Linked DNA regions of Mus musculus: regions 1, 2, 3 and 5 are each linked to region 4. The links are chromatin loops, found by intact Hi-C in ENCODE. Cell type or tissue: gastrocnemius. All regions are shown on one strand.

Region 1 (5,000 bases), 120 kb after region 4:
GGTGTCCTTTTTTCTTTGCACCTGACTGCAGTTAGGAAAACAGTGAGAGTCTTGGCTAATAATAGTGCCACAATGTGAACACACCTGGCATTCCTCAAGAGTTTGCTGTACTATTTGTATCTGAAAAGCTTTTTATCCCAAGTTCATTTCTTCTGCTGCTATCACAAGATATGATGTAGAATTTCCTAACACACAAACTCTCTGACTCCATTTACAGTCACCGAGATTGGAAATAGATAATTAACCCGCACAAGAACCTCAGAGGCTCTTGCACAGAAGAGATGCCGCTTACCTGGCGCTTCTGAGGAACGTTTCAGGGATTCTGGCCACAGTTATTTCAGCTCAAGTTGACTGTTAAAGAACTGTTTAATGTTCTTGTTCTTTCTGTGACTCAGTTTCTGCATGAGTTTTTTGTTTTCCAAGGTCTTTAAATCTTCACATTTTGCCCCACACCCAATTGGGAGTTAAGAAAAAAGTCCCGTGGTCTTTCACAATCCAAACTTAGGAAATCTGAACTGACAGTTTCTTTGGATTTAATCTTTGGGCCTACGTGGTCTCATAATGATTAATTGCACAGGACTTAATTTTGGCTGAATTTTTTCCACTCTCTTATTTATCTGTCCATCCATCCATCTACCCATCCATGACCTACCCATAAACAACCTATCCATTCATGACCCATTATCTATCTATCTATCTATCTATCTATCTATCTATCTATCTATCTATCGTCATCATCTATTTCCCCTATACCCACTTATTTATCCATCCATCATTCAAGCATCCATGTATCCATCCATTCATCATCTACCTACTCACCCGTTTTTACATTGAAATCCCAAGCACTAGCAAAAGCTTTCCCAAGAATGTCTATGAGGAACTGACCAAGTGGCTATAACTAACTCTAGGACCTGACTTTGAACTTCTCACTAGTTCATTGAGTATCTTTAGGATATCACTCTTTTGCTGTTGGGCTAGTGAGATGGCTCCATGGGTAAAAACTTGCCTCAAAAACCTGATGATTTGAGTATCATCTCAGGAACCCATGGTGGAAGAAGAACACAGACTATTGAAAGTTGTCTTCTGACTTCCACACATATACAATGTTATGGGTACAGTCTCTCTCATACTACACATATATACATACACACATATATTTTTTTTAATAAAAGAATCTCTCTTTGATTTGTTTGAGAGGTTGAACTGATAAAAGCATAGTTACCCTTTGTCACAGGGTCCCTTTCATCCATCTATTCTGTGTGATTGAGACAATAAAGAATGGATTCAGTGAACTGTTGGTAGCTTTAAAATCGAAAGATGTTGACACCTACAAGAATGTAAATATTTAAAAGATTAGGACAGCTGGGCATGGTGGTGCATGCTTTTAATCCCAGCACTTGGGAGGCAGAGGGCAGGCGGATTTCTGAGTTCGAGACCAGCCTGGTCTACAAAGTGAGTTCCAGGATAGCCAGAGCTATACAGAGAAACCCTGTCTCGGAAAAAAAAAAAAAAAAAAAAAAAAAGATTAGGACACAAAGTTGCATTAACATTTTATTAATTCTTTGATATGGTTTTATAATATTCCCTTAACTTCCCTCAACTCCTCCTGATCCATCTCCACCTCTCTACCCACCCAACTTTGTGTTCTCTCTCTGTCTTACTCCCGATCTAACCCATCAAGTAAGTTGTGGGGGTTTTTTTGTTTTTTTGTTTTTTGTTTTTCTTTTTTTTAGTTAAAGAAAATGAGATTTTACCCACGAAAGTGGAAGGGTGGAGTTGTTTCCTGTTTGAGTCTGGTTCAACAGTGAAAGAGAGCTGCTTGAGAGCTTGCTTCATAATGGCAGGAGGCCCAGAACAGCCTGTAAAATGGAAGCTGGTCTCCGGGTGTAGGAAACCCCAAGACTCGTGGCAACTCTGTCAGCATCCCCATGATACATTCCTGGCCAGTGTGAATCCTGCAGCATTATTCACTGAGAGTTTTCCGGAAAAGACTTTATTCTTTTTGGAGACTAGAAAGTTAACCAATTGCCTAAAGCTATGTCGTTGACGCTCCCACAGTTAGTGTGGTGTGAATTGGGGGCATGCTTGGTGCCCCAGCTCCCTTCAGTTTGGTGTGAGAGAAGGAAGAGTGGCATGCTTAGTGCCCTGAGCATCCTTCAGTGTGCTGTAAGGCAAGGAAGACACATGCTTGGCGTGTTGAAGAAGCAACAGCACTGCCCAGGTGCAGTTTAAAGGCTGTTCCTGTGCTCTAGGTTTTTGAATTGTTGCTATCATGATGTCCCGGCTGCCATCAGTGCTGACTGATTTTGGTGAGGTCTTGGCCGGCTCTTCAGTCTGGTGCTCTGCCTGGTGACCGAGTCTTTCCTGTTCGCATGCTGATCATACTTGGAAATTATGAGTCATTGAAATGCAGTCATGAATACTGGGGGTGGGGAGATTAGAAGGGAAAGTGCAGCCAGGACTTCCTGTTCCAACTCAGGGTCATTATCTAGGGGCAAGCTGGGAACTTCTATGGTGATGGGACGCCCACATTCAGCCGCCTGTGTTTGCAACACAGAGAACTGATTTAAGGAGGGCATGGGGAGCCCCTGTACAAAAAGAAACAATTCAGCCTTTTGTAGATGCCAGGGTGGACCTTCCACTTACTGCTAGCTGGTGAGACTCTTAACTATTTGCATTGGCCTGCCCTCTTCCAATGCCCAGCAGCTGCAGCTGCAGCCCTATTTAAAACAACAGGGCAGGATTAGTAACATTACCGATTTAACAGGAATTAGAAGACTTACATTCAGAGAGTGTAGGTAATTGACACCAACAGCACTTTCCTTGTAATTCATGTACTCTGATTGATTTCATTCCCCAGCTAGTCTTACGAGAATGACCAAAGCATAGTCAGCTATCAGATTACTGTGCAAAGGATATAAATGAATATTACCCTGCTATCTATGCTAGTGCTGGCAGTAAGTTTCTAAGTGGTTTGGCTTCAGAAGTCAGCCTAATTACACACTAATATAAAAGACCAGCCTTAGAACATTTCTTTGTAAGGGACAGTTTACAACTTCACAAATTGTGAAGTCAACATAAAGAACATTTGTTACTGACAGGTGCATCACTCATTGATGACTTGGGGATGTGCTTAAGAGAATGAGTCTCTCTCTCTCTCTCTCTCTCTCTCTCTCTCTCTCTCCCTCCCTCCCTCCCTCCCTCCCTCCCTCCCTCCCTCCCTCCCTCCCCACCTCTGTCATGTGTGTGTGTGAATGGAGGCCTGAAGTCTAGATACAGTATCATGAGCTGAGCATGGTGGCACACGCCTTTAATCCCAGCACCTGGGATGTAGAGGCAGGCAGATTTCTGAGTTCGAGGCCAGCCTGGTCTACATAGTGAATCCCAGGACAGCCAGGGCTACAGAGAGAGATCCTGTCACAAACAAACAAACAAAACAAAACAAAACAAAACAGAACAGAAAGACTGTTTGCCTTCTTTGATCACTCTCTGCTGCCAAGCCCTTTGAACGGTGTCAGGGATAGAGCTGACTTGGGTGGTAAGGGACTGAACTAAAGATAAACAGACACCGGGAGATGCATTGGGTACGCTTGGCTCTCTGATGGAGAACCTGCAGCATTGAGCAGCTTGGCATGTTGGTATAAAGTTAAATAGGGAAGTGGGGTTATCACATACAGCCGAACAGGAGGCAGGGTTTACCAGTCCTGGCAGAAGCTGTCTCTGTAGGAGAATAGTCTCCAGGTTATACATATCTGGCACAGGAAGTCTAGGATGGACATTTTCTGCACACCTTGTCAATATCCACACACTGACAACAAGAAGGCTTTGCCTTTCCTGTGGCCTCACGTGGGAGGAGCATTGCTTTGTGATTTTTCTCATGGTTCTGAGGCATTGGAGTCTTTGAAATGGCGGTGGCAGTGCCCATGTCAGAGGAACACGTTTACTTGGGACGCCATTCAGTCAGGCCTTCCTCTCCTTCCCGCACTTCAAACCTAGCACTCATCGACTCCACACGGCTGGCTGGTTAGTGAGCTCCAGGCTTCTTCCTGTCTCTGCCTTCCCAGTGCTGAGATTAAAAACCATGCTCTTCAAAACAACAACAACAACAACAACACATCAGTTTTGCATGGGTTCCAGTGATCTGAACTCAGGTCCTCATGATTGCTAGGAACTTGACCAACTGCCAACTGGACCATCCTTCCAACCCAAAGGAAGAATTTTATAAACTGTAGGTAGATATGTGTCTTCTTAAATCCCCTAAAATCACCCCCCCCCCCCTACACTAGTGCTGTTGTAAATGACCTCATTGCAGAAGTTTCCGTGGGTGAGATTTGAATCATGAATTATCACCATATTTGATCCCAGCTCCACACTCTACTTAACAATGCTGAGCACAGATGTTTAGTAAGTGAGGATGAGATGTAGTATTAGATCCGTGGAATCTACTCTCAAAACCTGAGGAACAATGGAAGAGAAGAGGTAGCTAGGACACAATTTGAAATCAACCCTGATTATGTTTGTCTGGATATCTATGGCAGGCACGCATGCTCTGGGACTGGCAGACAGGCATGCTCTAGGACTGAGCCATTTCTCTAGCTTTCTGTTTCTTCTGGTGACTTTCATTCAGCCGTCTGAGACCAGCCAGAGTGCCTCACCTTGCTGTCTTGCTGTATGTCCCCGGGCTCCTGTGCTGCCTCTCCCTACCTTAGAATGCCTGTGTTGTTTTCTTCCCTTAATTCTTCAAATCAGTTTAAGGGCCACACCCTGAAGTCCCTGGAAGATTCCAGTCTCCTCCAAAGCTTCGACCTCCTGTTCTCTCTGGAAGCCTGTGACTAAATAAGCCCCCATCCACACCCAGCCCAGTGAAGGGGAAGTACGTTTTTTTTAAAATCAGGAATCTCAAGATAATTATCTAACTTTAGGATCTGTAACAATCCCTGACACAAACGATGCTTGATAAGTTTTGCAAATGGTTTGTGAACTCTGATAAGTCAAATTTC
Region 2 (5,000 bases), 800 kb after region 4:
CTAATTGCTGATTGCTGAAATTAGAGGTAAAATTAGCTCAGTGCCACCAGACTGATCTCTAGTCCTCTCCCAAAGCACTTCATTTAACTTCCATCTCTTTTCTTTTTTGGGGCGGTGGGGTGGGGTGGGAGAAGGGTGCAGGGCTTTTATTGATTATAACTCACTACGTAGCTTAGTCTGGCCATGAACTGGTGGCAATCCTCCTGGCTCAGACTCCTGTGTGCTGGGTTTACAGATTTGCCACCATGCCTGGCAAAAACAACTTTTAAAAAGCTAATTGGCACTAGTATGATTTTGAAGTAGGATTTCAGTTTAACATTTTAACAATATTGTTTTTTATCATTTTTTAATTTTACAATTAATTTCTTCAGAATAAATCCTTTATATTTCTTTCTTTTAAAAGTCTGCATAGTTTCTTATCATAACTTTGGAAAACACATTACATAATTATTAAAATAATTTTTCTCATATACAGGCTATACATTCAGTGAAACTGTGATGAGCAAGTTTATCTTCTTTCACTGTCTGGCATCTGAAGGTTCTTTTCACATAATTTCCAGATTTTTTTCTTCCTCTTATTTTTCATTCTTACATCTGAAATGAACACTATATCTAGTAAGATAGCTCAGAAGATAGACCATGTAAGGATGGCTTTGATCTTTAGCATAATAGTATAAGTTTATAATCTCAGCACTGGCAATATAGAGGCAAACAAAAAGCTTTGGTTTTGCTGGCCAACTAGCCTAGTTGACAAGCTACAGGCAACTGAGAGACCATTGAGAGAAGCAGAGACAGAGGTAGAGAGAGAGACAGGGAGACAGAGAGACAGGGAGACAGGGAGACAGAGAGACAGAGAGAGAGGCAGAGGCTGAAACAGAGACAGAGAAGGAGAACAGAGTTTCAGAGACAATACCAGGAGATTTGTTTTGCTGTTCTGCACAAACATGCTTGAGCACTTGCACAAACAGAAACTTTGCACATGCAAGTGTAAGTGTGCACCCCTACCCACCGCTTACATACACAGGAAGGAAAATTAATTGGGAAGAAAATATGAGCAAGCATATTTTGTTTCTTTTCCAATTGCACTCCTCTCAAGTGCCAATTCTCTTCATTCAAGACACAGGGGAACTGCAGCTGTTTGAGAGTGGGCAGAAGCGGGATGGAATTACACGGACACCACCATATGTGTATTGTGTAGAGTCCCTTGATTATTCAAAAAACTTCTTGAAGCTTCCTAGAAAGAATTATTGTTTCAAAGATTTGTGCCACATTTTCATAATAAAATTATTCAGGAAAAATGCTTTTCTGTAAATATTCTCTATATTCTCACAAACTTCTGAGACTTTGGGGTCAAAAATCAGGGCAAAATTTGTGTTAATTACACACCAACACACATGAGAAATGATTTTATTCATCCACGGGACCCTCAGAACTATTGTGATTCTCTCTGGAAAGTTTCTTTAGTGTACCCCTATGATTTTCTCTCAAATCCTCTTCTACAGACCTGAAAACAGTGCGTGGAAAGCCCACATTTGCTATGGGCATTCTGTTACTGTGATAGAGCAGCCACTGAATTAATTCAGTTGGCATTCAGGTAGGCTCTATGCCCTTCAAGACTTATTTTATTTGTGAATGTAACACCATAAGTGACCCAAATCATATACTATAAACGTCTTGGGTGTAAGTAGAATAGTTTCTGAGAAAGCATGACGACCTGAGTTCAATCCAAACTAGTCATGTCAAAACTAGAGAATGGAGTTGAACACTTGTAATCCTAGCACTGGGGAGGCTGAGACAGGAGTCAATTTAGCCAAATTAGTGAGCTACTTTCAGTGAGAGACCCTACTATAAAAAGCAAGATATATAGAGAGACTGAAGAAGACACTGGGAACCAACCTCTGATGTCCATACACATACACATGTACACATGTTCATCTTTAAAAAACACATTAGCATGCACATGTATACACACACACAGACACACACATACAACTTGTGATAGCACATCTGAATAATTTAAATGTTCAATTATTTTCAAAGTGAAAGTTTGCACACTTCCTATTGAGTGAGATGACTTAATCAACAAATTCCTTGAGATTATTTTAATAATTAATCTGAATTATCACGTGGAAATTTTGTTTTACTTTTTACGTGTCTATTTTCTTTGAAGTTCAAGCATACTGCTGGAACACCAATTAGAAGAAAATTGGATGTTATTTAATACAAATTAATATTGTTGAAGTTGTGCAGTTTCAACACTTAGTAGCCTGTGACTGGAGAACTACTATGAATTCTGGGATAGCTTAGACAATTACCTGCCAATCAGAGGCACAGCAAGACTTGGTCTCAAAGAAAAAAAAATCTCCTCATCCACTAACAACAAAAATCTGTATATGGTTTACTCTGATTGGCCATGACAAACAAAAGGCAAAGGTGATTGAAATTCCATCTCTCTGTGATAATGGAACCCAGGCCGACAAATCTCAGTTCAGAAGTCATGTCACTTTCTAGGTCACTAGCCAATAATTAAAGTCCTTAGAGTCTGAGGAGAAGGCTCCCAGAGGGAGACTGGAGAGGCACTACAGACCCTCTTCTAGCTGCTCTCTATCCCAGTTTTCTCCTCTCAATATGAATTGGCGAAGCAGAAGCAGCCCAGTTCCATTGTGTAATCTTCCCCAGGAAAACCTCAGAGAATGTGTTTATGGGAACATGAGAACTGTTAATGAGGTTGAGAGGGGAACAGGCAAGATAGAGAGAGTAGTCGAGGGGTGAAAAGAGCTATCGTATCCCTAGAAATCACTGAGGTGACTGCTATGTCACCTACATCAAAGGCATACATGATATTGTGCTTGGCAGTCCACCTTTGGTCCTTGGCATGGCTCAATACCACTCACTGATGGAGTCTGGCACAGGATTCTCAGGGCCATTTGGTTTTCATGACTTTTTTGATGATGAGACTTGGAATTGCTGAAGCCCTGCATGGGTCTGGGGTCAGTATGTGCTTGCATTAACAGCCCTGATTCCTCGCTGCTAGGTTTCCACAGTATGTATGTGTCTCTCAAATGGCAAGCACACAAAGACTCAAAGAGAGCACACACTGTACTTATAAACAGAAGTAAACAGAGCACAGGCTGGCTAAAATTTCATCTTATGACACTGAGAATGTTCTAAGTTTATAGTTTAATGTACAGAATGTACAAAATGTTAAGAAGCAGATTAAAGTAGTCTTGGCAGGCCTGAGATTTAGATTTCCCACCATTTGAACAGAGCAAGGTTAGAAAGGCGAGGGCTTCTCTTTTACTGATTCTTTCATAATATTCACACTGTTCTCCTTTCACAGTCTAATGCGTCTGTCCCTCATGATGTATCCCAACTGTTTGTTAGGGCCACTGTCATACAGAAAGCGTGGAAGAGTGAAGAAAGGCCTGATTGATCACAAGGTCCTATCAGATGTCAAAGCTGGCTCTGGATGACCTCGCATCAACCCAGAGCTGCCTGATTTGATCTTTACAGGAGCGGCTTCTCCTGGCTGGCAGTTCTATCTGGAAGCCATGCGTCAGCACTGAGCTATGACCTGAGTCATGCTGCATTCATCTTATCTGAAGGAAGGAAATAAAACTAGAGGGTTGAAAGAGGGGAGTGCTCAAAATACATACACATTAACTGAAGCCTTCTGTGTGGGTGCATTCTAGGAGCTTGAGCAACATTAAAAATGATATGAAAATGTAACTATCTTGACTCCAGTGGTATAGCATGGAAATGTGCCTCCCTCTACTGCCCCTCAGTCCTCGCCTCTTTCTTCCTGCCTCTGTTTCTAGCAACCTCATAACCTCATGCAGCTGATCTCAACAAGGCTCAATGGGAAAGAGGAGAACATTTCATAAATTTTCTAGTATCTTTAGAAATGCTGCCTTTAAGAATATCACCAAATCTTAATAATCTGCATGGTAGTTAGTGGTTGAAGACACAGAGCAGATAAACATGTTGCTAGACAACTGCAGCTCGATGCTTATCACCATTGGATCAATGGAAATCCATCTTTCAAAAATTACAAAAAAATCATCAAAACTCAAAATTTGGGAGAAAGTATTATACCAATCATGACACATTGATGTCATATGAATTTGTACATTTTTTATTTAATTCTACTTTTCTTTGCAGAAATTTGAACATGGAGCTTCACATGTGCTAGGTATATCAAGCTAAACTTCCAGCTTTGTGCTTTGTTTTCAATATATTTTCTAATGCTCTAATTACTTCTATTGGCCTTTTAAGAGAATCACCCACACTAGAAACTAAACAAAAGATTACTTCCTTAGTTATTTGTTATAAAATAAACTTAGAAAACTATGTTATTTTCTAAAGGTGCCCCTAAGCCACAGTGCGGACATTCATTCTAGGCTTCACCAAAGAGTTAAGTAGGCCTGGCCTGCTATAAAAAGGGCTGTATACCCCCTGCTTGTGCTCTGTGACCTTTCTCTCCCTCGGACTCTCTTCTTTCCCTTACCCATTTCTCCTTCTCTCCCCTCCCCCCTCATGTTCCTGGCTGCCTGCTTCTTCCCCTTCCCCTTCCCCTTCCCCTTCCCCTTCCCCTTTCCCCTCCCCCTCCCCCCTCTCTCTTTCTCTCTCTGTCTCTACTCTTTTCTCTGTCTTTACTCTTTTCCCATGCCCCATTCTACACTATACCCATCCTATGGCTGGTCCCTCGGGGAGAGGTTGATGCTTCAGCAGGGGCCCACTGGGGCACCCTTCCCACTTCACTATACTGTGTTCTACAAAACATATACTTGCCTTTTTATAAAACACAACATTTGGTGCCAACACTCAGATTTACAAACTTGCAAGTTCATATTTTCCAACGCAACATGGACTTTCTAGCCAGTGGATCGGTAGACCTCCATCCAAACAGTGGTAAATTGGTAAGCTTCACTACCCATTCCTCAGCATAAATGACCCCTGGTTGCAAGGAGGGCTTTTGGGCTCTCAGCCACTCTCTGGTG
Region 3 (5,000 bases), 1.4 Mb after region 4:
TAATATGCACTTATTAGCGAGTACATGCCATGTACATCCTTCTGGTCTGAGTTACCTCACTCAGGATGGTATTCTTCTAGTTCCATCTATTTGCCTGCATTATTTGTCCTCATTCTTAATAGCTGAGTAGTTTCTGTCATGTAAATGAACCACATTTTTCTGTATCCATTCTTCTGTCGTGGGACATCTAAGTTGTTTCCAACTTCTGGTTATCACAAATAAGGCTGCTATGAACATGTGCCCCTGTAGCATGCTGGGGCATCTTTTGGGTATATTCCCAAGAGTGTTATTGTTGGGTCTTCAGGTAGATATATTTCCAATTTTCTGAGGAACCTCCAGATTGATTTCCAGAGTGGTTGTACCAGTTTGCAATCCCACCAGCAATGGAGGAAAAAGGAGGAACACATTTTCTTACATGTGAAAAATCATATTAAGGTCAACATTCAACATTAGAATTTTTATCAAATGGATTTTTATTAGACTGTGACCACCTTGACTTCTTTGCATATCATCTGTATCTGGTTCTGCACAAGTGGTCAAATGCATGACTGCACATGAAGAACAGCATAGACCAAAATAAAGTGAATAAAACTTGCTGCAAGTCAACTTAATATCAGACTCAGCAAATACATTTTCAACCCTTTTATAGAAAATATTTTCACCATTGTAATAATGAATAGCAAAGTGAATTATTTTAAGATATAAAGTTCTCAAAAGACCCATATGCAATGATGCTATTCCACAAACAGTAAGCATGTTGGCCTGATTCACTATAGTATCCTATATCACAATGGTCACACATCAGGTGCTTAATTTCTTTCAGCATCTACAAATAAACACACAAAACACTGAGTACCAAATTGTAACAACTTTAAAAACAATGAACTATTTTCAGTGACTGATATATTTATTCATTTTATAAATACTTATATTTGAGCCTCACTATTATAGCCCAGGTAAGTTACTGAAAATTATGCCTGCTGTGCAGGGCTCAGAGAACTCACTTTATCTGTTGTTGGTTCAGAACCAGTAAAGATTGTTAGATGTTGGAATGATGAGATCTGGCATAGGAAAGAACTTAGCTGTTGAGCAGCAGAGATATTCAGGAAGAATAAGGGGAGTGTTGCTTAGAAAAGGAACCAGAGTGTTCAAGGTGAATTGTCAAATGCAAAAGTGTAAGATCTATAATTCCATTATATTGAAAAGATCCATTTGTGGAAAAGGTCTTTAAAGATTCAGGCAAAGCCAAGTTCAGCAAATATGAAGGTCAGGCTGCAGTGGACTAAAAAGTGAATTAAAACAGATGATAGATTACTATTAGAGATGTGGAAAAACAGAGGAGAGAGATTAGGCAGTTGCTTAATGAAGAGGCAAAGTTATTTTTTCTTTCATTTTAAGTTGGGGAAGTTGGTTGAGAAATGCTCAAATATATTTTAAAGATTGAGGGAAATGAACCTGCAGATGTGTGAGGGAGTAAGGGGAGATTTACTGGTTGAAAAGCTAAGCAAGTTTTGGCAAAAGTGAGAGAAGATGGCACCATAAGGACAAGCAGAGTTCAGTTACAACTAATCATGAAGAAATAACTTGGATGGCAAGTGAAGACTAGCACAGAGAGCTGAAGGCAGGGGGAGCTCAGCCAGTAGGGTCCAGTCAGCATCCTGTTTCTCTAGAGTAAGAGGGCAGGGCCATGGACCAGAATTGAATGAACAGGAGTGAAATGGAGCTGAAAAGATGGGTTGTTTATAAGTACAAATATCCCAAATGAAGAACCAGACAACTCCTTCCTCTGCCTCTGGTCACTATCGTCTAAGCATCATGGAATGTCTAGGTGAATCATTATAATCTGCACAGTGATCATCTCAGAATGACCAACCTCAAACATCTGTTCCCACTATATTGGGAGTATGATCGTGATGCTGTTTTGTTTTGTCATTTTCTTATGTTTTTGCTACTATCTTTCTTTTATATGTTGTTCTCAACATTATGTAACTTGGGGGAGGTTTTCTTACATTTTTCATGCACCTACTCAGCTGACAGCTTCAATTGCTGCCTAATTCCCCCTGGACTTTGTGTTTGAGATTATCATCCTGTCACGAGCACCTTTCTCTGGCTAGGTCCACCTCCACCCCCACCTCTTTTTCAGTTTTATGGGAAGATTGATTTTAAGGGTTTTATAGATTTTATCATTGAAAACATCTTTCATTTTTAACACTCTATTGCCCTCTAGAGTAGATGAAGGTGTACAGCAGCAAATTCTGGTAAACTGCAGGATAGTTTGTGTGGAAAGGCTTTTTCTGAAACTGCAGCTATCCTCATTAAGAAAACATCCATTGAAAAGAGTGTGATTTTATTGAATGCATAATTGAAATAAATAATTCAATTTCCATAATAGACACATGGGAAACTGAAGAGTCTGTGCTCACAGACTTCCCTATAACAGAAAACTTCTCAAATAAATTGGGCTCAGAAATAAATGTCTATTACTTTCTGTTTCAAATTTACATAATTATCTTTCCCCAAAGAATGGAAATATCTTAAATAAAAAATATGTTTTCTAGTTTTCCAAACATATGCAGAAAAGGAAGAAAATTGAGATTAAGAAGGTCAAGTGTCATTAATATTATAGCAGAAGATGAAGTAACCAGAGCTCATTTCTTGAGGCATCCCTTCCTCTTTAATATGCCTGCATTTTACAGGTGACATCTCAGAGATTCCATATGCAGATCTTTGACATTTAGCTTAGGGTCTTCTTTGCTTAATGCTGTGTTTCTTGACCTGATAAAAGACACACGGTAGCTAAGTGACAATGGGAAGTGGTTCCTGTTGCAATCAAAGCAAGCAGCAAACACACAGCTATGTGTTTTGTGAAAACAACACTTAAGCATTGAGCTGGACACTTCTCCACAGCTTCTGAACTCAGTTATCTGGCAAACGCCAGTTTCCAAGAGTAGTACAGAGCCTCTTAAATAAAAATAAACCAGGGAATTTCAAGTCCCATTTAGCTAAAAAGAGTAAGATCTTACTATCCAAGTATGATTCTATGGCGGCCATTCTCATTCATATAACCACACTCATTCACAGTAAGCTCAAACAGGTATTGGATTTTTTAATATAAACACAAAAGCCATTTTCTCTTGCCTTAAGCTTTGTCCTTCACTTCAGAAGTTGCCAGTTTAGTTTTAGAAACAGAGAAAAATACCTAAAAAGAGGGGAAATATATTTACCCAGAAGAGAAACGGCACTGAGCTTTGTGATGTAAAGATCTTTGCTGACATAACCTGGAAAAATGAGGGAATTTAGAAATTTTCTCATGGGGAAATTTAGAAAAAAAAATGTATTAAAAGGGATTCAACACTAAACTGAGGTGTTTGTGCAGTGGGGAACACAACAAATCAATAGAATCTGGTTTTAGGTTGTTTTGTTTTGATTTTGTTTTTCCTATGTCTAGGGAAAAACAAATTGTTTCATTCTTATTCTTTGTACTTGTGTGTTTTCACCCAGAAGAAAGAGATGTCCTGGTATAGGCTGAGACTAAAGGTAGAAAAATACAAAAGGAATAAGAAGATACAGAAATGATTCATGGAAAGAAAGGCTACATACATACGCTTGAAATTAGGCTTTGTATGAAATAAATCAAAGTAAGGTTTAAGGTATGAAATAAGCTTCATAAGGCAGAAATTTGTAATCTACATTTAATTATTAACAGAAAAAAAAAAGCCTCTGGCAAATGTAGTGTGTACCTTCTACTACGGTGCTTTAAGCTCCAGGCCACCACCATGGTTCCCTTGGATCCCCCGATAAAAGACACACACACACACACACACACACACACACACACACACACACAGTGCTCATTTTGAACTTGCCTTATGGCTCGGCTGCTGGGCTCTTCTAAGCCTCCTCCAACTAGTGTGGTTCAGTGGCTTGGCTTTTCTAAGCCTCCCACACCTATCGTGGCTTTTCCTTTACTCCCTGCTCAACAGCCTACATCTGCCCTTAGCTTAGTTGCCCAGTTACCTTCTCTTGGCTCAACATTAGACATCTACCCTCAGCTTAGCTCTGTTTCTAATCTCCAGCTTAGGGAAGCAGTAAATAGTCACATGGCTGGTGACTCTCCATCCCTCCAAACCCTTTCCTCCTCCTGTGTCTCTTAGCCTGCCTGAGGGATCTTAAGCCCTGCCTCTTCTGCCCAGCCATTCACCATTAGCATCTATATTGATTAATCAAGAACTAATTGGGGGAATAGGACCTTCATTGTTCACACACAGATTCCCAATTAAAGCATTAGAACCTACCCCGTACAAGCAAGCCTAAGTGACTGCACTCATAGTGCTGAAACAAAATAGCAGCATCTGGGAAGTTTACAAATAGCAAAAGGTAATTTATTACCACTTTAGAGACTGAAAATCTGAAGATCTAATTCCTCATTCACAGGATAGCAAAGTGAGTTTGAAGGGACAGAAGAGAAGAAAGAAGGCCAATTCTACAAACGCATTCTATAATTTGACACTTCGTGGGCATATATGATTAAATGCATATTCATTTCGGGTATGATACCAACAGAGATTTAAGAAACTATTACATACACCCAAGGGGCAAATATAAGAAATTTACCAGGATTACTGACTAGAGCATAGAAAGATATTCTATCTATCTTACCATATTGTAGGTGGCTTAAAAAAGCTATATCACTGGAAAAATCTACTTCAGTATGAGACATGATTCTCGAAAGTTGTTTACCTTGAGCTCCTGCCCCACTTACAGGCAGCTCTACTAAAAGTCCCCTCTTTCCTAGCAGTTATTACTGGTGGAAAACCTTTAGATGGACCCAAAAATCATGTAACTTTCTGAACTTCCTGAGTATTGTAAATTTCATGATTCTCCCTCCTGCCTCCAGGATAGAATGTCCTAGTTTAAAGAAAATGGCACAGCTAATGAGACCAGCCCTCTCAAAAAGACAAAGTCTAATTACCAAAACATTTCTCAAGAGGCTGACCTCC
Region 4 (5,000 bases):
CCAGTGCCTCCCGCAGCCACCCCGACCCGGGGGGGCAGCACGTGAGCGCAGCCGCCCCTCCCCCGCGCCCAGGCCAAGTTCGCGGCGCCCGCAGCCCCGGGCCCGCGCTCACCTGCTTGGCGACGCTGTCCCCTCCAGGACGCGCGGCGCTCCCCTCCTGGCCGCCGTCGGCACCCCGAGGCGCCCTGGGGTGCGGGCGCTGACAGCCGGGCAGCGGGTCCGGCGGGGGAGGGGCGCGGGGGCAGGGCGCAGCACCGAGGCAGGAGGGGAGCTGTTACTAAGGGAGAGAGCCAAGCGCGCGAGCGGCCAACGGCTCCGGCTCGGCACCGGGGAGCGCGGGGACCAGCCAGGCACAAATGAGCTCCGGGCCCGCGGCGGCGACGGCCGCGCAGCAAAACAAACCCGAGCGGCCTGCGCCCGGCGCGCGGGGAGGGAGGAGGGAACAGGGAGCGAGGAGGGGGAGGGGTAGAGGGGGAGGGGGTGGAGGGGGAGGGGAGGAGGACCCGAGGAGGGGGAGGGGAGACGAGGGGAGCGGAGGGGTGGGGCGCGCCCGGAGGGGGAGGGGAGGAAGTGAGGAGGACCCGGGAGGGGGAGGGGAGCGGAGCCGGGTGGTGGAAGAGAAGGAGAGCTGGGCGGGGGAGGGGAGCCTGGAGGAGGAGTGGGGAAACGGGTTGTGGAGGGGGAAGGGAGCCCCGAGAAGGAGAGGCGAGGGGGAAGGGAGCCTGAGCCTGGGAGGGGGAGGGGAACCTCGACGGGGAGGGGGACCTGGGAGGGGGAACTTAGAGGGAGGAGCGCCGGAGTGGGGGAGGGGCGCGGCGGAGGGGCGGGGCCGCGGTGGAGGCAGCGCGGCGGTGGCGGTGGGGGTGGCGGCCGACGAGCCGTTCCACACTCGGCTTCCTCACTCGCTCCGCTCTCCCTCCACCCAGCCTCCCTCGCTCGCTCGCGGCGCTGGGGGCTGGGCTCGCCGCGCATTCGTTCCAGAGCCCGCAGCCGGGGCTGTCCCGCTGCCTGGGTGGCGCTTGAGTCCCTTCGCCCGCAGCAATCCCGCGAGCCGCGGCCGCTCCGATCCCCGGAGGCGGCCGGCAGCTGCGGGAGCTCGGCGCGGGCTCCACATGGACTCCGCGTTCAAAGTGCCGCACACTTGGATGCGCGTAAACACGCCCGCTCCGGAGCGTACCTGGAAAGGTGCTTCGCCTGCCGTGAGCGAGTTCTAGGATGGGACCCGGAGCACCGCGCGTGGGGAGACGCGCAGCGCGCACGGCGAGAGGGGTTTGGTGAAAACGCAAAGCTGAAATTGAAGTTGTGCGCCCAAATGTGCGACTTGTCTGCGGGTCTTTTGGGAAGGTTTGATGGATCAGTTCTCATTGCGCGAAAATAAAGCCATAGACAGAATGAATGTTCACTAAGTGTGCACCGCGGTGTGATATCCACGGGAGTTTATATTATCTACTTTCTGCATGCGTCTGGCACGTGAAGGCGGTTTCTGAAGTACAGTTTGGCTGCCCAATAATGTCAAAATGTGGCTGCCGGAGCGCCGAGGATTTTTAAAATACTGCGGTGACCTTCCTGAGCCTTTCAGAAACCTGGGCTGTAAGAGGCACCCTTCCTTTTAATTCTAGCATATATCTTGAAACTCTGCTTTTTTGTTACTATCTTTAAAAATACTTTGCAACCTTCTTTGGTGAAAGGTTCTAGTTTCAAGTTGTCAAAACATTTGGAAACGTGTATTCCTGTCAAGCAGTGGTCTTCCTTTAGTGCTTCAAAGATAAATTTTCAAACAAAGTATCATTTGAAGTAACTTTCACAGCTATAGACTGTGCAGCCTAACAAACTCCGAGACTAGATTAGATTTGGTTCAGCCAAGGTCAATGACTCTCCCCTGTTGGCCCCTCCCTGGAGGCGGTTACCTATTTTGACAGGCGTAGCTGGAAGGTGGAAAGGCACCAAAGAAAGTCTATGGAGTTGCAAACGCCCTTTCTACCAGAAAAGTTCAAAGCTTGAGCCTGGGTGTCCCCGGAGCTATTGTCACTTGTGAAAGAGGGAATGTTAGATTAAACAATGTCACCTGATGGGAATGTAGATTATACTGGGTTTCCAAAACACTTCTGTCCAGTTAAGGGAAACAGCACTGAGGAAGCCAAAGACGAGGCCTGCCTCCGTCCTTCAGCTGCCCAGAGCATTTAGTATCTTACCATTGTGTAAGAGCTGTCCACTTACGGTATGCTGTTTGCTCAACATAAACCTCACACTGCAATGCAGGTTCTTTGTCCGAAACGCCCATTAAAATGGTGGGATGGGTGGGGAAAGCTGGTTCCCAGCCCTGGACCTAGACAACAGCTACAAGAAAATCAAGCCACACTTTGAGTGGCTAAGGATGCTCACCAGTCTTTACAGTCAGCGACAAGCAAGTGATTCCTAGCCTCCCAGGAGACATCTCTTCCAAAGACCACCCTCCTTCCAGCCAGAAGCTCTTAGACTCTGAGCTAGCTTCCTCAAGGTGGTCTCTGTGCACGGGACAACGAGGGTGAGAATCTGTTCGTTTGTTAGGTGCACTGTCTTAGGACAGAAACCACTTTATTTGAATGTCATGACAGAAGCCGCCAAAGTTGGGGACCTGTACCTTAAACTTGCTCCAGTAAAGTGCCCTTCAAGCTTTTGGGGTTTTGTTGTTGTTTTGTTTTTATTCTGGTTTGCTTGTTGTTTGGAAGTTTTGAGGTTTTGCATTCATGGTTTATTTGATCTTTTTTTTGGGGGGGGGGGTTGGTTGGTTGGTTTTGAGAGGATTTTCCTGGATAGCTCATCCAGATCTCAAAGCCTTGGCAATCCTCCGACCTCACCCTCCCAGAAGCTAGGAGGATCTCTTACCATCATTAAACAGTAATTGGCCTTGAAGGTCAGCAGATTGACATGCCACCTGCTGGGGTTCCTACTCTAAAACAAGAGTGGAGTCAGGAACCTGAGACAAATGAGACCCTTGAGGCCCAACTTTAATCCCAGCATGTGGGAGGCAGAAGCAGGCAGATGTCTGGGTTGCAGTCTGTTCTACATGGTAGACCAAGCCAGGCAAGGCTACATACCCTGATCCACAAATAAAGAAGGTAAGTGCCAAATCCTGAAGGTTGTCCTCTGACCTCACACTTGTCACTCACACATCCTTAATACACACACAATCAACAGAGTCCTAACATTTAGATGTTCTCCTTACACACACACACACACACACACACACACACACACAAAGCCTAAATGTGAAAAATGCTTGAGCCTCCCTGCTAAGGGAATTAGCTGAGCCTTATGTTTTGTTTTTTCTAATCTTTCATATAAAGTGTGTGTGTGTGTGTGTGTGTGTGTGTGTGTGTGTGTGTAAAACAAAACTTTTCCATTAAACACTCATCTATTCATCCCCGAAAGGGAACCCACAACAAACCAAAGTACAGATACCAACAAATTCCAAGTTGGTGACCAATGAGTTTTATTGGGGTTCTATACAGGTAAAGAAATGACTCAAAGACAGCCGCATCACCAAAGCCCACCCTAACATGGGTGACAGGTCACAAAGCTGGGAACCTGGAGCACACTGTGTGCAGACAGCTCAACAGGCTAAAGAGTGTCCTTTCTGTGTACCTCAATTGTTGTAAACCTCTTCCAGGCAGCTCAGCTGGTCTCTGCTTCTCCCAGACAGCTGGTCTGGTCTCAGAGTCTGGTGTACAGCTTTTCTCGTCTCATAGTCTTAGCAACTGAGCTTCCCTTTCTAGGAGAGAGACTCTCAGCTTTTATTTCCCTATGAATCTGGTCAGTTTTAGGAAGTTCTTAAAGATAGTAGTTTTGTTTACTTCCCTGCTTGAGCTTAGGGCTGGACGGAGTTTTTTAATGTCAAAGAGACTGTTACACAACTCCGTGTGTGTGTGTGTGTGTGTGTGTGTGTGTGTGTGTGTGTGTGTGTTGAAGTTGGAGTTATAGTCAGTTATAACCCACCCAACAAGAGCGCTAGGAAGCAAACTTTGCTTCTCTGCAAGAGCAGCAAGTACTCTTAACCCCTGAAATATTTCTTCAGAATCTGCATCTTAGAGACTCAGAGAAATGGGCTGCACACAAGTGTAGAATGAAATGTTTGTCACATCAGCCTTTAGCCGTTCCAACATTTCCAGCACAAAACCAAAGGCAAAATTCAAGCAATAATTAGACCTAGACAAATTCTCGAAAAAATGTTACCAATTTTCAGTGGTTTAAATATAAATGTTAAGATTCTAGAAAGGACAGGTTGTTATTACTAAGAAGTTGTACAGGGAAGGGGCACATTAAGAAACATCTCTTAGTAATCCAGTTGGTAAAATGGTTGCCTTGCTCCTAGGAACCATCTCCAGCACTGCCTAACGCAAAGCTGGTGCTCTACACTCATAATCCAAGAACCCCAGAAGTAGAAACAGGAGGAGCGGAAGCTCAAATCGTCTTCTGCTATGTAAGGAGTTCAAGAACAGTCTGAGCCATTTGAGTTAGAGAGAGACAGACACAGAGAGAAGTTTTAGGGCCTAAGAGATTGCTCATCTGGTAAAGATAACTATTATCAAGCCTGAAAAAATCATCACTATTTTCATTCTCTCTCTTTCTCTTTCTCTTTCTCTTTCTCTTTCTCTTTCTCTCTCTCTCTCTCTCACTCGCTCGCTCTCGCTCACGCTCTCTCTCTCACACACACACAGACTTTCTTGCTAAACAAATTGTGACGTCTTGCTCTGATAATACTTTACCCAAGGAACATATAGCAAGATCTTAAGCACTGTGATGCTTTAAAATGTTTATATTGTGTAGCCCATATAATTAAAATATTACAAGAACAGTATGCAGCTGCTTAGAACCACAAGTTTTGGCCTAGTGCTTTAACGCACACCTTTCATTCACCTTAGCCCTGAGTGGCTCATCCTTGCCCAGCTTCTGTAGGCATCCTTCCGGTGCACTGACAGGTTTCTGTTTCCTTCTGCCTCCTGCAGTTCTTCTGAGGTTCT
Region 5 (5,000 bases), 72 kb after region 4:
TGCCTCTTCAAATCTATTTATTTATCGGAAGTAGAGACATTAAATCTTTTAAAAGTGTTTTTATTTTATGTGTATGAATGTTTGCGTATATGTATGTATGCACAAGGTGTGTGTGCCACAAAGGCTAGCAGTAGGCATTGGATACTCAAGGATTGTAATTATAGATGGTGTGAATGTTCCTGGGGTTACTGGAAACTGAACTCAGGTCCTTTACAAAAATAGTAAGTGCTCTTAACTACTTAGCCATCACTCCTGTCCCTAGAGACATTTTAAAAAATAGGGACACAAAAGAAGTATTTATGCAGTAATGTATTCACAAGCCTACTGAATTCTTCTTGTTTTTAAGTATAGGATTCTTATGCTCTGACCAGTGATTAAAAGAAAGAATCAAAGCCTAGACTAAAATCTAGGCTAGTCAGTCCCACAACCTGCCTCCAGGTCCTAGTATCTGTTACAAAGCTTGGACAGAACTGATACATTTTCAATAGTCGCTCATATCAAATATGTGTAACTTTGTTTTAATGGCAGTGGACCGCAGGGCCTTGAGATGCTAGGAAACACTCCACTGTTAATCTATACCCTCATTCCCCTTTTTACTTTGTACACTTGGAGACAGATTCTCACTTACTTGCCCAGACTGACCTTGAACTCAGACTGTAGTCAAGACAGGCCCTGAATTTGTAATTCTCCTGCCTGTTGAATAGCTGAGATTACAGGCTTGTGCCTGACCTGGCAAAAGTCTCATTCTTGATATTTTTTGTACTTTTTTTTTTTTTTGGTCTTGTGTTGGCTTTTTCTCCCTTTTCATGTTTTTATTAATTATGTGCAATTCTGTATTTTGTTATGACATTTGTTTATTATACCCACCGATCATTACCCTCTGATGTCCCCTTCCCACATATGATGATCTCTGTTCTCCTAGGCCTCTTTTATTTTCATGCCCTCTTTCCTTTCTGTGTTTCTTAATAAGTTTAGCTAGGGTTGCTTATAGGAGCACGAGCATTATACTATTCATCATTGAAGCCTAGCCTTCTCTCCCTTAGCAACCATTTCCTGCCTCAGGAAAAAGCAGATTGTCATGAATCCCTTCCACTTCCATGACAGGATCATAATAGGGCCAATCTTGTGCAGATTTTATTCAGATAATCCCAGCCACTATGAGTTCCGAAGTGACATGACCAAGTCATTTCCAGAGGGCAGGGTCCCACAACACTTCACTCCTTCCTCAAGTTCTTAGCTTCTTTTTACTCTCCTTTCTGCAAAGTTCTGAGCTGTGAAAAGGCTGGTATAAATATTCTGTTTATGGCTGGGTATTCAACAAACAACCTTTGACTATGAATCTCTCCATTAAGTGCAGCCCATTGTAAAAAGAAGTTTCTCTGATGAAAGCTAAGAGCAACAGTAATCTATAGGCATACAAGCTATTATTCAGAAGGTAACACAATGAGCACGTTATAGCCATTTAGCAGAACCACAGCTATAGTTTCTCTATATGAGTTTGTGTCATTCCCCACCCCACAGCCATCTCTTTGACCAGTTTTACAGTATCAGAAACGGATGGATTCCTTTCTAGGCAGTGGCCTCTGTTTCAATCAGAAAGTGGCTAGATTCCCCCAACAGAACTGCTTCTAGGGCTTGATCTCTATCTTGGAGATCCTCTTAACCATGCTGGAGCTCTGTCGGTCCATGAATGGGTGATCTTCTTGCCTCAGCTACCCAAGTGCTCCAGGATTGCAGGAACACACTGGTAACAGCTCGCTTTCTGCTTTCTTCAACATCTTCAGTTCAGAGGCTCCTCTGGTTTCCATTATAAAACCTAAGACCCATGCCCTTGAGTGCACATGATCCTGAGCACAGAGCTCTCATGAAAAAACAAAGCTAAATAAAACAATAAAACAGAATATTTTATGTACTTGACAATATCTAAGGGAAAATCATATATGCATGCTGGGGGAGGGCAAATTAGTTTTACTGAAAGAAGTGAAAAATGGATGTTTTTGTCTTTTAAGGTAGCTAAATCATAGTTTTGAAGGACTGATCTACTTCACCAACAGATTATTTTATTTCAGATGCTGTTTAAAATACCTAATGGCTGGATGGCAGAGGGTTTAGCCATGTTTTGTAGGCCTAACCCAATATGATGTGATGGTTTGTATATAGTTGGCCCAGGGAGTGGCAATATTAGAAGGTGTGGGCCTGTTGGAGTAGGTGTGGCCTTGTTGGACTAGGTGTATCACTGTGGGTGTGGGCTTTAAGACCCTCATCTTAAACTGCTTGAAAGTCGGTATTCTGCTAGCAGCCTTCAGATGAAGACATAGAACACTTAGCATCCCCTGCACTATGCTTGCCTTGCCGATACCTCGCTGCCACCTTGATGATAATGGACTGAACCTATGAACCTGTAAGCCAGCCCCAATTAAATGTTGTCTTTATAAGACTTGCCTTGGGGGACTGGTTAGATGGCTCAGAGAGAAAGAGCACCGACTACTCTTCCGAAGGTCCTGAGTTCAAATCTCAGCAACCACATGGTGGCTCACAACCATCCGTAACAAGATCTAATGCCCTCTTCTAGAGTGTTAGAAGACAGCTACAGTATACTTACATATAATAAATAAATAAATCTTAAAAAAAAAGAGTTGCCTTGGTCATGGTGTCTGTTCACAGCAGTAATACCCTAACTAAGACACCTTTCTATCTTCTGCTGCTGTTTACCTGATCAGGTAGAAATGAGACATTTTATTTTGCCATTAGAGAAGTCATAAAAACAGACATTTAGGCAAAAAGTCCAGTATTCTGTTTACATGTTATCAGGATGTAGGCTTCCTGGAGCTGTATCGAGAGCCCCATTCTTCTTGTTCACTCATGGAGCTTGGTTTACTGCTCGTTGTTCAGGAGCCCACCCTAATTGACCACTTAGAACATCACTTCATCTATGAAGGAAGGGAGAAAAGAAAGGGCGAGGAAGTAGTATCTGTTAGCTGAGTCTCTCCCCTTTTTAAGCTGATTTTCCAGAAGGCCCATTCAGTGACATCATTTGCATCTGATAGATCAGAGCATATGACTAGCTGCCATGAAGTTCTCTAAGAAATCCTGCAACATCTTACTTTTTTGTTATTTATTTTTATTTATTATTTATGTGTGGGAATGGAACGTGTGTGTGTGTGTGTGTGTGTGTTTGTGTGTGTGTGTAGTTCAGAGGACAGCCCTGTGGAGTTGGTTCTCTACTCCCGCATCTGGGTGGGTTTCTGTGCTGGAACCCTTCTCAGGCTTGGGTGGCAAGTTCCCTCACCTGTTGCGTTGTCTTATTGGCATTGCTAACCACTTTTCTCTACCAGGTGGAAAGCAAACGAAAATAGAATAAATTAAAATTTTTTACCTCACATAACATAGGAAAGCGTATTATTTAAAGAAGAACTATGTGAATTCTCCATATTTATACTGGAGAGAAAGAAGGTTTCAAAATATCAGTACTATGACATTGACATAAAGCATTGTGACAACAGAATACAATAGAATACTTTGATATTAAAAGATACCTATCTATTGATCTATTATCTATCAATATATATATATATATCTTTGGATATCCAAATAAAAAGGAAATACGTATCTAAATTCCAGTAGAAGAGTTCTATCTCTCCTTACTTCCCCAAGTGCTTAAAAATCTGGTGAATCACTTTTTGAGTCATTAACTATTGGTTCACAAAAACATGGAGTTTGAAAGGTAGGTATTTAAATTCTGATTTTTTTTTCCTACAATGAAGAGCAATACAAAACTGTAGGTCTCATCATCAACTATACAGAAATAAGCAACCCAAAGGTGGAGGGTCCTGGGAAGTACACAGCGAACAGCTGAACTTGGTGAAAACTTAGAAGTCTAGAGTTGTGTTCTAGAAACTATGGTGATAGCATTTTCCTGGCCAGTAAACCAGCTTCCACTGGTTGGGCATAGTCTGATTTAGTTGGTAGTTTCATGTAAATACAGGAGTTCTTGCATTTTCTCCACAGTCATCACTCAGCATGCTCACAAAATACCCCAAGGTCACTTTTCATCCTATGAAAATAAACTTAGTTTACTAACAAACAAGTAAAATATATTTGTGCAGTCTTTTGTCTTACCTGTAAGATGGGGAAAAGTAACTATGTCAACTTCGCAGAGTTGTAATAGTAACAAGAGTTAATATGTGAAAAATCTCCGTATAGAATATGCTGTGAGAGTTTACTGCTGCAGGGCAGTGGTGGTGCACGCCTTTACTCCCAGCACTCGGGAGGCAGAGGCAGGCGCATTTCTGAGTTTGAGGACAGCCTGGTCTACAAAGTGAGTTCCAGGACAGCCAGGGCTATACAGAGAAACCCTGTCTCAAAAAACAAAAACAAAAACAAAAACAAAAACAAAAAACAAAAAACAAAAAAAGAAGAGTTTACTGCTATTTTTTAAGCAGATCAGAAAATAAGATTAGTACCATGTCTGTTTGGAATCAATCCACAGCCATGGAAATTGTCCAACGGTGATTTCCCCTACCTGGCAAGGATGAAAACTCTATTTCAAGGGTTTGAAATAGAGTTCTGCCTCCTGCTGTATTTGTTGGGTTGGTAATAAACACATGCTTTCCCCTGCACACTCCTGTGTTCCTCAGCAGGAGGAAGGGAAAAGCTAGTTCAGAGCATTAGCAAATTCTATTCGGTGCGGTGCAGGACCCTGTTTCCTCTTTCTGCATCTTTGCCCTTGTTGGTCCATGGCATTCTGTCTTAAACTTCAAGGCTGAAGATGACCTGACAAATATTTTATTTTATTTTATTTTATTTTATTTTATTTTATTTTATTTTATTTTATGTATACGAGTATCCTGTAGCTGTCTTAAGACACATCAGAAGAGGGTATCGGATCTCATTACAGATGGTTGTAAGCCACCTTGTGGATGCTGGGAATTAAACTCAGGACCTCTGGAAGAGCAGTCAGTGCTCTTAACTGCTAAGCCACCTCTCTAGCCCAACCTCAC

Evidence for each region. Hi-C counts contacts between places; a loop is a spot of excess contacts. Peaks named below come from ENCODE experiments on the same cell type or tissue, not always from the same donor. Only the 100,000 strongest peaks of a DNase experiment are listed, where the experiment ranks them.
Region 1: it touches region 4 in a loop (4-fold over the local background); 8 of 42 quality-filtered maps call a loop at or near these places.
Region 2: a loop joins it to region 4, with 2.8 times the contacts of the local background. A loop is called at or near these places in 3 of 42 quality-filtered maps.
Region 3: it touches region 4 in a loop (6-fold over the local background); 15 of 42 quality-filtered maps call a loop at or near these places.
Region 5: it touches region 4 in a loop (3.0-fold over the local background); 9 of 42 quality-filtered maps call a loop at or near these places.

Annotation. Positions count from the first base shown.
Region 1 is chr3:21,950,487-21,955,486 of GRCm38, reverse strand. The region is part of intron 1 of Gm31813 (a long non-coding RNA gene); the gene reads left to right. Among named protein-coding and RNA genes, the nearest start is that of Gm31813, 11 kb to the left of the region's middle. In gastrocnemius, no CTCF peak of the experiment used is centred here; no DNase peak of the experiment used is centred here; H3K4me3 peaks cover 256 bases; H3K27ac peaks cover 2,651 bases.
Region 2 is chr3:21,267,137-21,272,136 of GRCm38, reverse strand. No RefSeq gene overlaps it. Among named protein-coding and RNA genes, the nearest start is that of Gm31610, 220 kb to the left of the region's middle. In gastrocnemius, no CTCF peak of the experiment used is centred here; DNase peaks (open chromatin) are centred at 2,924 and 3,514; H3K27ac peaks cover 1,860 bases.
Region 3 is chr3:20,652,699-20,657,698 of GRCm38, reverse strand. No RefSeq gene overlaps it. Among named protein-coding and RNA genes, the nearest start is that of Gm31466, 150 kb to the right of the region's middle. In gastrocnemius, a CTCF peak has its summit at 2,225; a DNase peak (open chromatin) is centred at 2,129.
Region 4 is chr3:22,072,067-22,077,066 of GRCm38, reverse strand. Tbl1xr1 (transducin (beta)-like 1X-linked receptor 1) reads right to left here and starts at 415. Exons shown (of 16, transcript NM_030732.3): 1 at 113-415. In gastrocnemius, no CTCF peak of the experiment used is centred here; DNase peaks (open chromatin) are centred at 662, 783, 1,922, 2,917 and 1 more place; H3K4me3 peaks cover 2,585 bases; H3K27ac peaks cover 2,625 bases.
Region 5 is chr3:22,000,548-22,005,547 of GRCm38, reverse strand. No RefSeq gene overlaps it. Among named protein-coding and RNA genes, the nearest start is that of Gm31813, 39 kb to the right of the region's middle. In gastrocnemius, no CTCF peak of the experiment used is centred here; no DNase peak of the experiment used is centred here.